Linked DNA regions of Mus musculus: regions 1 and 3 are each linked to region 2. The links are chromatin contacts, found by POLR2A ChIA-PET in ENCODE. All regions are on one chromosome and are shown on one strand. Each heading gives the region's core, a stretch centred on a gene start or an enhancer-like site at or near the end of the contact. The rest is flanking DNA. Distances are from core to core; before and after follow the strand shown.

What was found. ChIA-PET counts read pairs that join two places held with the same protein, here RNA polymerase II (POLR2A).
Region 1: POLR2A ChIA-PET joins it to region 2 with 15 read pairs in embryonic stem cell. The contact joins the promoter of Cdca5 here to the promoter of Cdc42ep2 in region 2. POLR2A ChIA-PET finds 5 or more read pairs at or near these places in 4 of 5 experiments (Patski and embryonic stem cell).
Region 3: POLR2A ChIA-PET joins it to region 2 with 25 read pairs in Patski. The contact joins the enhancer-like site here to the promoter of Cdc42ep2 in region 2. POLR2A ChIA-PET finds 5 or more read pairs at or near these places in 3 of 5 experiments (Patski and embryonic stem cell).

What each region holds. Positions count from the first base shown.
Region 1 is chr19:6,083,501-6,087,301 of GRCm38, forward strand. Cdca5 (cell division cycle associated 5) reads left to right here and starts at 1,597. Exons shown (of 6, transcript NM_026410.3): 1 at 1,597-1,708; 2 at 1,898-1,989; 3 at 2,902-2,967; 4 at 3,052-3,087. The coding sequence starts at 1,663. It overlaps Zfpl1 (zinc finger like protein 1), which reads right to left and starts at 1,475. Exons shown (of 8, transcript NM_024231.3): 1 at 1,364-1,475; 2 at 852-961; 3 at 449-560. The coding sequence starts at 953.
Region 2 is chr19:5,923,168-5,926,509 of GRCm38, forward strand. Cdc42ep2 (CDC42 effector protein (Rho GTPase binding) 2) reads right to left here and starts at 1,649. Exons shown (of 2, transcript NM_026772.2): 1 at 1,597-1,649.
Region 3 is chr19:5,785,024-5,788,866 of GRCm38, forward strand. No RefSeq gene overlaps it. Among named protein-coding and RNA genes, the nearest start is that of Scyl1, 16 kb to the left of the region's middle. Within about 2 kb of position 1,582, at least 2 of the 3 ENCODE cell types and tissues checked have a DNase peak (open chromatin) inside an H3K27ac peak, as active enhancers do.

The sequences.
Region 1 (3,801 bases), core at 347-2,846, 160 kb after region 2:
TAATTTCACATGGAGAAATTCAGGTGGAGCTGCCCCCTTTTGGACCAGCACCTTGAACAAGCTAAGCTGAGGCTTTTTTTTATACTAGGCTCTGACTACCGACTCCCAGCAAACTGTAACATGGATAGCTTCCTCTGGGTACAGTATCGGGGTCAGTAACATCCCCTAAAGTGGATCTTTCTCCCAGCCACAGCTCATAGTCATCTCTAGCTCTCCCAGACTGGCAGAGCAGGAAGGAGAAGCTCTAACTTTCAGGGAAGATTCTAAGGCCTACGAAGAGAAAAGGCTTGCTGAGGCTTTATAAAACAGGACGGTACCTAAAGGAATCAGGATCTGAGGCTCTGACCTCCACGCTTGAGGGACTCACTGTCTTGCTTCTTGAAAGATGCTATCAAACCTGTATCCAAGCTGGATCCTGGGGCTGCCCTGACCCCTTCCCAGGCCTCACCATAGCAAACAAGACGGGTGGTCTCCCGACTGGCCAGGGGTGTGTTGCACAGGCGGCAATTGGGGTTGTAGTCACTATCTTGTAGCCACTGCAAGTAGGACTGCACGATGCACTGGAGTGGGAGAGAGATGTCACAACTGGTGCCCCAGGCTCCACGATGCACACACCACTCCAAGGCTCAAATGCCTCGTTTTCTCTCATCAGACTCATCATTTCATCTGTTCCATTTATTGAGTGACCATTTATTGAGCAGCTACTGAAGGCATAGCAGAGCGCATCACACCCCATGTTCTTGCCCTTGTGGAGCTTACAGTCTAGCATAGGTCCCCACATGGATTTAGAAGTAGGCAATCTTGTCTGCCCACCCACCCGCCCTGCTCAGACACTGCTCTAAACGCCCCACCTTGGCGTGATTGGCTACTAGGCAGTGCTCGCAGACGTTAACTCGGTGTTCGAAGCAGAACAGGTTCGTCACCTTCCTCTTGGGGCACTTGCAAAGTCCCATGACCGATCCTGGAGGGTGTGGTGGGGTGAAATCAGTTAGCAGGAAGCCAGGTTTTGGTGGCTGCCAGTTTGTTTTCACCAACCCAGTTCTCTTCTTTTAAATCTCTCAGTCCCGTCTCACACCAGTCCCAACACCAAATTCTAGCATAATGCCTTAGCATGGGTAAAGCCACGTCTCCTGTACAGATCGTACCACAAACGACCGACCCTTCATTCCATCAAGACCCAGGAAGGCCCTCGCCAGATCTCTGCACAGCTCCAATACCACCAGCCCCGCCCCCAAGACCCACCCCCTCTTGACCCGCCCCCAGCTGGCCGACCACATTCTGGATGTCCGCGAACCTCCGCGATGCCGATCGTGACCGGTGCGTACGGTAATGAAAAGCGCGGAAGGCCGGGGACTGAGCTCACCAACTCCGGTAGCTGCAGCTCCGCTCCCTTCAGGTCCGGCCTGATTATCCCTCCGCTGCCACGTCTCTTCCGGGTGCGGCGCACGCTGATGACGCCACAGCGCCGCAGGATACGCCTCTGCCTTTTGCTAGCTAGACGTAAAGCCTGTGACAACAAAAGCGGATGGTCCGCCTCCGGCCTGTGTCACTTCCGCTTTCTCGCTAGCAAGGCGGGCAATTTGAACGTTTGAAGCAGCAAAGTTCCCGGTTGGCGCGAGCCTGAGTAGGCGACCGCGGCGGAGACTGAGCCCGACCGTACACATGGCGGAGCGGCGAACACGATCAGGAGGGGCTGCCCAGCGGTCTGGTGAGCACGGGAGCAGTGGAGCGGGGTTGTTTGGGGAACAAAACTTGGCTCCCGGTGGAAGACGCCCCAAAGGGGTAGTTGGAAAACGACTTTTGCTTTTCCGAACTCGTCAAGCATCTTGTTTCGTTTGTTTGTCGCCTTTTCTTCGAGCAAAGTTTTGCTCACCATCAAACGTGTTTTCCTTTCCAGGGCCCAGGACTTCACTTACTAAGCCTTCGAAGTCGTCCAAGCGGAAATCTGGCTCAGATCTCCCGAACTCGTTCTCTGAAATCTGGCCGAGGGTGAGTTCCTGGTCCCCCAGGTGTTGGGGTTGGGTTTGTGCGCTGCGTATTCAGATGCTAATTTCTATGCCTAGGTATCCTTAGTCCGGCTAACTAGCACCTCCGGGCTCACTGTTGTTTTTTTTTTTTTAAATCATCTCTGATTGGTTGATAAAGAGCTGATCAGCCTATGGCTGGGCAGGAGAGGACAGAGGAGGCGGGACATCAGCGCCCATTGAGGCGTCCGGAAGAGTCTAGGGAGAGAGAAGTGGGAGAGGGGGAGGCGCGGAGAGAGCAGGTGGTTTCACTCTAAGGTCAAGAGGAGGGAGAGAGCAGTCATGAGGGCACACATGGACCAGATTGAGTCAGAGTAAGACTGAGATTCAGGTAGAGGACCGTGTGACTGGTAGATAGGCAGCCTGAGAGGGTTAGAGTAGCTCAGAACCTGCCCAACATAGTGCCAGCAGCCTTTGAATAACAGCTCTGTGTCCTTTACTCAGGAGGTAGTGGCGTTGGGGGGAAGAAATGCCCTGCAGTTATTTGGGAGCAAGGGAGTCAAAAAACTCCCGCCCAATGCTTCCACAGTTGGTGCCCAACATGGTGCAAGAACTTACAAACTTAGAACCAGGCTTAGAGGCTGAGAAGTCTTGGATAGAAGATAAGGAAAACTTTTCTCAGCAACACCCCCAAAGTACTTTTTTTTTTTTTCCTCGAGACAACGTTTCTCTGTATAGCCCTGGCTGTCCTGGAACTCACTTACTTAGTAGACCTGGCCGGCTTCGAACTCAAAGATCCACCTTCCTCTGCCTCCCAAGTGCTGGGATTAAAGGCGTGCACCACCACTGCCCGGCTCCCAAAGTACTTTTACACTGACCTAGAGGGCTTTGAACTATTGTAAAGCTCATGGATAATACTTTCTTTTACCCCCCCCAGACAACTCCAGCGGTCCCAGTCAGAAAGGCCATCGTCTTGAAGAAGATCGTAGCTCATGCAGTAGAGGTGAGGGGCTGAGAGAAGGCTTTGGGAGTGAGATGTCAAAACTGGGCTTAGCTATTGATTGATCAGTTGATGTCATCCCTACAGGTCCCAGATGTCCACACGGTTCGAAGAAGTCCTAGGGTGAGTTCAGTTCTGTTTATTTCTGTTTATTTGTGTAGGATTTACCCTTAGAGGGTAGGCATACACTTCTACCCAGGCAACTGCTTCATGGCTTGTCAGTTTAGGTCTCAGTGTATAACACTGTTTCCTGAACTGGAAGTTACGGTAGACCAGACTGGCCTCAAATTCATAGAGATCCACCTGCACCAGTCTCTGCAGATAGATTCAAATCTTAGAGATGGGCATGCTACCAGGACTGACTGTAGTTACCAGTCTTGTTTCCTGCCTATGGGTGTCATTCATTTCTTTTTTTTTTTGGGTTTTTTTGTTTTGTTTTGTTTTGTTCCCCAGAGCTGAAAACCACTGAGCTAAATCCCCAACCCCAACCCCTCATTTCTAGTTCTTTATGCTCTGAACATTCTCACTATTTTTCTTAAAAAGTTATGGTTTAACCACTGGGCTTCTGTAGACTGTTTTGCCACTGTTTTGTTGTGATGTTGTGATGGCGCACGCCTTTAGTCGCAAGATTTGGGAGGCAGAGGCAGGCGGATCTCGGAGTTTTAGGCCAGCCTGGTCCACAGAGTGATAAGGTTGTTTTGCTGAGTGTTTATTTATGTTTTGTTTGTTTGTTTGTTTGTTTTATGGTTATAGAATGAGTTATGTGTAGGGGCTGGAAAGATGGTTCTGGGTAAAAGCAGTTTTCAGATTCCATCAGATGGACCCTACACACCTACA
Region 2 (3,342 bases), core at 399-2,898:
GCTGGCCAGGCAGGTGATAAGTGCTTTTGGGAGGCAGAGGCAGGCAGATCTCTGGGAGATTGAGTCCATCTTGGTTTGCATAGTGAGTTCAGGACAGTGAGACCCTGTCAAACATTCAAATCTCAACCCCTCCCTCCCCCCCCCCAAAAAAAACAAGAAAGTGTGCCACCAGGCCCAGCTCTAGGTCTGCCCCTTTTCTAAAGGCTCACTGAGAAGGTTTATGGTGGTCCTGGAACTCACTCCGTAGACCAGGCCAACTGAACTTAGAGATCTGTTTACTTCTAAAAACTAAAAAAACAAAAAACAAAAAAACTGCCTCTAAAAATAAAAAAAGAAAAAACTAGAAAGTTTTATTTATTGTTACTGTTGAGTGTATTTTAATGTGAGTGTGTGTGTGTGTGAGTGCGTTCGCGAGTGTGTACGTAGTGTGCGGAATGTGTGTGGAAGTCAGAATACTTTGTGGAGTCCATCTCTGAGTGTTTCGGGAAAGGAGCTCACCTCCAAGCTTGCTCAGCAAAAGACTTCCGCTGAGCCGTCTTGCCAGCAGCCCAAGGGGAAGGGTTTGAAATCTAGTTCCACCTGGGCCTCTGTGACCTTGAGCAATGAACCTTTTCTCTCTGGGACTGAACTCACCTTCCCTGTCTTTAAAATAAGCTGACCCACTGCTATACTTGAAACAAGAGGCCTCTGCACAATAGACGGATCCACAGTAACCGTCAAAGGACATTCAGCACATATCTTCAGGGCTTTTCTCAAGCACTTCGGCTCTTCCAGGTAGAGGTTGCATCAAGAACAAAAACCAAACCCTTCTAGGTCCCCTCCTGCCAGCCCTGGCAGGGCTGGCTCAGAATCTGGTGCTTCTGCAGCGATCTCTCTGTAGTACAATGTCGCTAGGTGGCGCGCGCGTCCCTGCTATAACCCGGGGTTCTAGGGTCCCACCGAGCATACCCGCTCCAGGGAGACGCCCACCGAGGAACTGCGTGCTCCAGTGCCCGAGGTGGATCGCCCATAGGCCCTTTTTCTCTGGGTTGCACAATCGGACCACCGTGAGGGTAGAATTGCAATTATCGGGGACCTTGTCTGGGACTCCGATATCTGGGAGGGGCCTTGCCTTGCCTGAGCTTCTTGGCCTGGGCGAAGTCTCAATGTCTGCTTGGCTCACAGCCAGACTTCGGACGTGCAGGCCCCCGCCCTCCCCGGAGTCCGGCTGCTCAGCCCTGGCTTGTGTTCCTGTGCCGACCCCTCCAGATCCCCAGTCAAGCGCTACCCAGCGCGGCCCAGATCCATTTCAGTAACACTAAAGCTAAAGATAGGAGGACACCTCACCATCCGCTAAAAATACGGCCTCCAGCCCAGGCAGGGACACGGGCCGAAGAGAGGATGTTCCCTAGTCCCAGGTCTCTGGCCAGCATAGAAGTACAACCCGGAGCTGCAAGACTGACAGCACAGCGCCTTGAGCGCTGCGGGAGGTCATGGGTAGGGGGCGGGGATCCAGACCCCAGATAATGGACCTGATCTGAGCCAAAACAGAACACCGCCTGGCTAGCACTCTCCAGGGAGCTGCGGGAGGCCTGTAAAACCCCAGTCCCAACTCACCTTGAGGAGCGCGGGCAAAGCTGCAGAGCTGTGCGGCTAGGATAGAGGACCAGGGAGGGCCTGGGAACTTACAGTGCAGACCTTGGGCCTAAGCCACGCCCCCAGAGCCAGAAGCCAATCCCGGACCGCTCCTCTCGAACCCCCACCCACACATCCCCGCCCACCGCGGCACCGCCCAGGTTCTTCTTTCTGTAAAGGCTAAGAGCTGGATTCCAAGATTCTAGAGGCTTAGCCTCCGGGCGGCTGAGGGCTATCACCGAAGGGTAACAAGGGTGGATACACACGAGGACGCCAGCTGTTCGTGTTGGAATAAAAACTTTAGGCTAGAAGCACTGGGCCAACAAAGGCCGGAAGAAAGAATTCTTGAGAAATCTCTGACCATCCTTGGATGGGTTTCCTTGACGGAAGGACGAGGACCCGGGAGGCGCCCGCACTGACTCTTCAAGAATGAATTGGGCTTTGCAGGCGTTTTACAAACCTAGGGGAGTTTTGAAGAGTTTACCCTAGGCTAGGAGAGTGATGAAGGATGCGAGAAAGATTCAGGGTCGGAAAGCACAGAGAAAAACAGAGACAGACACAGCCTGAACTTGCACGAGTTTGCTGACCTGCTAAGTGGTTTCTGAGGTGGATGGTTTAGAACAGGATCAGAAACAGTTATTGAAGGACAGGTCCTAAAGCTGATGAGACAAACCGAGGGAAACTTCTCATTGCGCCGTTTTGTGAGTAAATTCTCTGAGTGTCTGTTCGTGGTTAGGGAAGCTGAGGAGTCAGGATTCAAGAAATTCGAGGTTCCAGGCACAGGCTGATCCCCTTCCGGGTGGATGAGTGCTAAGAGGAGTGAGGCAAAGAAGAGGACAGTGATAGGAGGAGGAAATCGGGATGCTTGCCTTCCAGATAGCAGATGTGGAAAGCGGTGTGTGGATAGGAGGGAGGGATGCTGGGGCTGGGGAGTATGTCAGGCAAGCCAAAAGGGAGGGGAGAATGGGAAGGACTGGGTCATGCTTCCCTAAAGATGACCATATTCTGGGCCAGGAGGACAGCTCGGAGGAGCTCGGTGAGATTCCCTGTATGTCAGTCCTTCTGTTTAATCCCAAGTCACACACATACACACACTCACACACACATACATACACACACACACACACACACACACACACACATTCACATAATCTTACACTCACACGCATGCACCACTAGATCAAGAGCTCCACGTTTTAACGTCTGGGACCATTTTGTTATGTGGGAAAAGGGAATTACCAGAAATTATAATTGATTGAACTCCTGGGTTCAAGCAGCTCGCCTTCCTTGCCCTCCCAAAGAGCTGGGTCTGTAGATGTGAGCCGCATGCCTGCTCAGCCGACTTTAACAGAGAGATTATCCCAGGTTAGGCATGTACTCTAGTTCGTGGAGCGCTTACAGAGCCCCGAGAAGCCCTGGGCACTGGATTGAACAGCATGTGATGGGGCATCAGCACTCAGAAGGTGGAGGCAGGGGGATCAGGAGCTCAAAATGTTTCTCCTCAGCTGTGTAGCAAATTCAAGCCCTAAAATAAAAGAAGACCGTTATGAGCGAAGACTCTGTGTAAGGGTGCTCGTGACCAAGCCTCAAAACCTCAGTTTGATTTCTAGGGCCTACATGGTGGAAGAAGGGGGAACGAACTTTTAAATGTTCTTTTCTGATCTCCACATGCTCCACCACACACACAACCCCCCCCCCAAAAAAAAAAGAAAGAAAGAAAGAAAGAAA
Region 3 (3,843 bases), core at 332-2,831, 140 kb before region 2:
GGTGGGTAATGGGGGGCTAGAGTATGCTCATTGTGCAGAAAAGGGTGTCAGGGAACTGACTGGGCGCTCTACCCACTGGGCACTGGCAGTGGTCTGTGGTAAGAGGGAGGCTGTCAGCAGAGGGCTTTTGAGCTGGCTTCAGGCCAAGGCAGGACACCTTGAGGCCATCTCAGACCCTACAAGCTCTTCCCCATCCAATCCCCAACCCAGCTCTTTCCACTGCGTATCTCTAGATCCCTCTAAACCACATAGCTTTGCCCATCTCTAGTTCACCAACACTTCTTCCCACGCTCCAAGCAGGACTTAAGTATGTGTTCCGGGACCCAGTCACCAGCCCGACTTCACTGACTCTCCACCCCCTTGCCGTCACTTACCTGAACATCTTCAGTGATGGCCCCATCTTTACCCTCAGTAACAGCACCGCAGCCAATCATTGACACTTCCAATTTCCAAAGCAGCCCTCCAACGACCTGCTTCCTGCATCATGATATTAACTTTTCCCAACCCACCTCCTTTCCCCCCACCTCTCTCCTGACCCCGCCTCCCTCCCCCCTCCCCACCTCTCTCCTGGCAGGACTGCCCTGCACAGCTGAGTTCTGGCTCAGCCCAATGTGCCCCACAATTCCATTTGTTCCAGATTGTGTTGTGTTTAATAAGCAATGTGTTCTTGCTTGAAAACAATGTCAAAACAGCGTATGTAGCAGCAAATTTATCCTGTGTGTTTCTTGGTTTAAAAAAAGGCATATAATGTGCCAAACTATTTTTGCAACCTGTTTCCTAAGTCCAAAACCATTCTTTTCACCCTTTTTTTTTTTTCTTTTTTAAGGATCCATTTGGGGGTTGGGGGGCTGAAGAAACAGGTCCGTGGATAAAAGAATTAGTTGCTCTTCCAGAGTCCTGAGTTCAAGCCCCAGCAACCACAAGCATTCATCATGGGATCTGGCTCATATACATAAAACACATAAATATTTTTGGTTTCCTGAGACAGGGTTTCTCTGTATAGCCCTGGCTGTCCTGGAACTCACCCTGTAGACCAGGCTAACCTCAAACTCAGAAATCTGCCTGCCTCTGCCTCCCCAGTGCTGGGATTAAAGGCGTGCGCCACCACCAACCGGCCACATAAATCTTTTTTTTTTTTAATATTTATTTATTACATGTAATTACACTGTAGCTGTCTTCAGACACTCCAGAAGAGGGCATCAGATTTCGTTACGGATGGTTGTGAGCCACCATGTGGTTGCTGGGATTTGAACTCAGGACCTTCGGAAGAGCAGTCGGCGCTCTTAACCGCTAAGCCATCTCACCAGCCCAAATCTTTTTAAAAAGAGATTTGTTTTTAGCAATCTTGGTGGTGCAGGCCTTTAATCCCAGCACTCCAGAGGCAAAGATGAGTGATGCTGAGTTTGAGGTCAGCCTGGGCAAAAAAAATAAAACAATAACAAAATTATTTATGCTTGGTTCATAACACACACACACACACACACACACACGTACTTAGTAACTTATTTGCCTTTGGTTGTTCAGAGTAGAAGAGTCAGGTAGTGACAACTTGGGCATCACGCGCCCTCTAGTGGACCTCAGTGGTAGTGACTTTCAGCCTCCCCAAGGCTGCCGGGCTCCTCAGGCCTGTACTCCAGACCCAGCTTCAGGGAACTGAGCTGGTTGGGAGAAGGCCCTGAACCCTCAACTCTCTTACTCACCGGCTTTGGACGCCCCCGTGCTCTGCTGGGCTTCCCTTCCTCTGATGCAAACAGTCCTTGTTACTTCCTGCTTGCTAAGGATGAAGAAAGACACCAAGTGGGAAGCTGATAGCACAGGCCAACCCCACAGCTTTTATGGGGTTCTTGGCCTTCTCTGCTTCCACTCGGGGGATCTGTGGCTCTTCTGTGCTCTGGTCAGCCTTGGCTCGCAGGCATTTTTTGACCCTCGGCTGTCAGCTTCACCACTGTCGTGCTTGACTTATTCAGTTTCTTCTTTAAACATTTATATGAGTGCACTGTAGCTGCCTTCAGCCACACCAGAAGAGGGCATCAGATGGTTGTGAGCCACCGTGTGGTTGCTGGGAATTGAACTCAGGACCTCTGGAAGAGCAGCCCGTGCTCTTAACCACTGAGCCATCTCTCCAGCCGGATTTATTCATTTTTATTTTACGTGTATGAGTGTATTGCCTCCTTGTGTGTCTGTGCACCACGCACAAGCAGTACCTGAGAAGGCCAGAAGAGGGCATCAGATAGCCAGTTACAGATTCTTGTGAGCTGACTCCTGGGTGCTGGGTATGAACCTAGATCCTCTGCTGCGAGCAAAAGAGCTCGCTGTTAACCACTGAGCTATTTCTGTAGTTCCCACCCCCTGCCAAATGAGGCCTGGCAGGGCATGTTTGTAATCCGAGAGCTCAAAGCAGCAGGACCATGGCTTCTAGCTAGCCTTGGCGTTCCAGTTCCTAGTACTGTGATAAAGACCCAGACTAAAAGCAGTGTAGGGAGGAAAGAGTTATTTATACTTGTGTGTCACAGTCCATCATGGAGGGAAGCCCAGGCAGGAAGCTGGAGGTAGCAGCTGAGGCAGAGAAGATGGAGGATGCTCACCGGCTTGCTCTCAATGGCTTGCTCAGCTTGTGGTTTTTGCAGTGCAGACAATCTGCCCATCAAACAACTGCCCTCATAGAGTGGCCTAGAAGCCAATCTGATGGAGATATCTTCTCAATTGAAGTTCCCTCCTCCCAGATGACTCTAGCTTGTGTCAAACTGGCAAAAAACAAAAACCTAACCAATATGCTCAGCTATGTGGTGAGTGAGTTCTACCGGCCTCACCTCTGCAAACCAACAAACAAACAAACACATTCCTTCTAAGCCAGGCACAGTGACACCTGCTGCAATCCCAGATACTCAGGAAGCTGAGGCCCAAGGTTCCCTTTAGCCCAAGAACTTCAGACCAGTCTGAGCAATATATGGATACCAAACCTTAAAAAAGAAATAGGAAAAAGCTTGCTGGGTTTGGGGAGCTCGGTTGATAAAGGGCTTGCCTTGTAAGCTCAAGGACCCGAGTTACATACCCAGACCTCACACGCAGTCTCAGTGCCCGGGAGGCAGAGACAAGCAGATCCTCGGAGCTCCCTTCCAGCCAGCTCAATCCAGGCCTAGCTCAGAAAAGAAGCTAACAGTTGTTCCTGGGGTATAACAAAGTCGCTCTCTGGCCACACATGCACACGCACACAGCAGCCTGGGATGTAGGTCAGTTGGCAGTGTGAGACTAACATGTGCAGTGTCACCCTCAAACAAAGCATGGTGGCACAAGCCAGCCTATAATCCCAGGTCTGAGGAAGAGGAAACAAGAGGATGGGGAGTCTGGGGCAAGCTGGGGCTGTCTCAAACGTAATAATAAGGCCGGGCGTGGTGGCACACGCCTTTAATCCCAGCACTCGGGAGGCAGAGGCAGGCGGGTTTCTGAGTTCGAGTCCAGCCTGGACTGCAAAGTGAGTTTCAGGACAGCCAGGGCTATACAGAGAAACCCTGTCTCAAAAAACCAAAAAAAAGGTGGTCATGCATGTGTGAAGACTGGAGTTTGGATTCCCACTAAAGGATGAAGTGTGAGTCAGGGTTCTCTAAAGGGAAAGAGCATATAGAATGACTATATATATTACAAGGGGGTTTATTGGGTGGTTTGCAGGCTATGTTATACTAATCAGCAATGGCTGACTCCTCATGGAAAAACAAAGAATCTGGTGGTCGTTCATTCCAGGACACGGGGTATCCGTGGTCTCAGTCCGGTGCCAGAGTCCCAGAGAATCCTGGAGTGCTGCTGGTCTGAGTGAGGACCCAGAAGAGCAGGTTCTGACACCAGGGA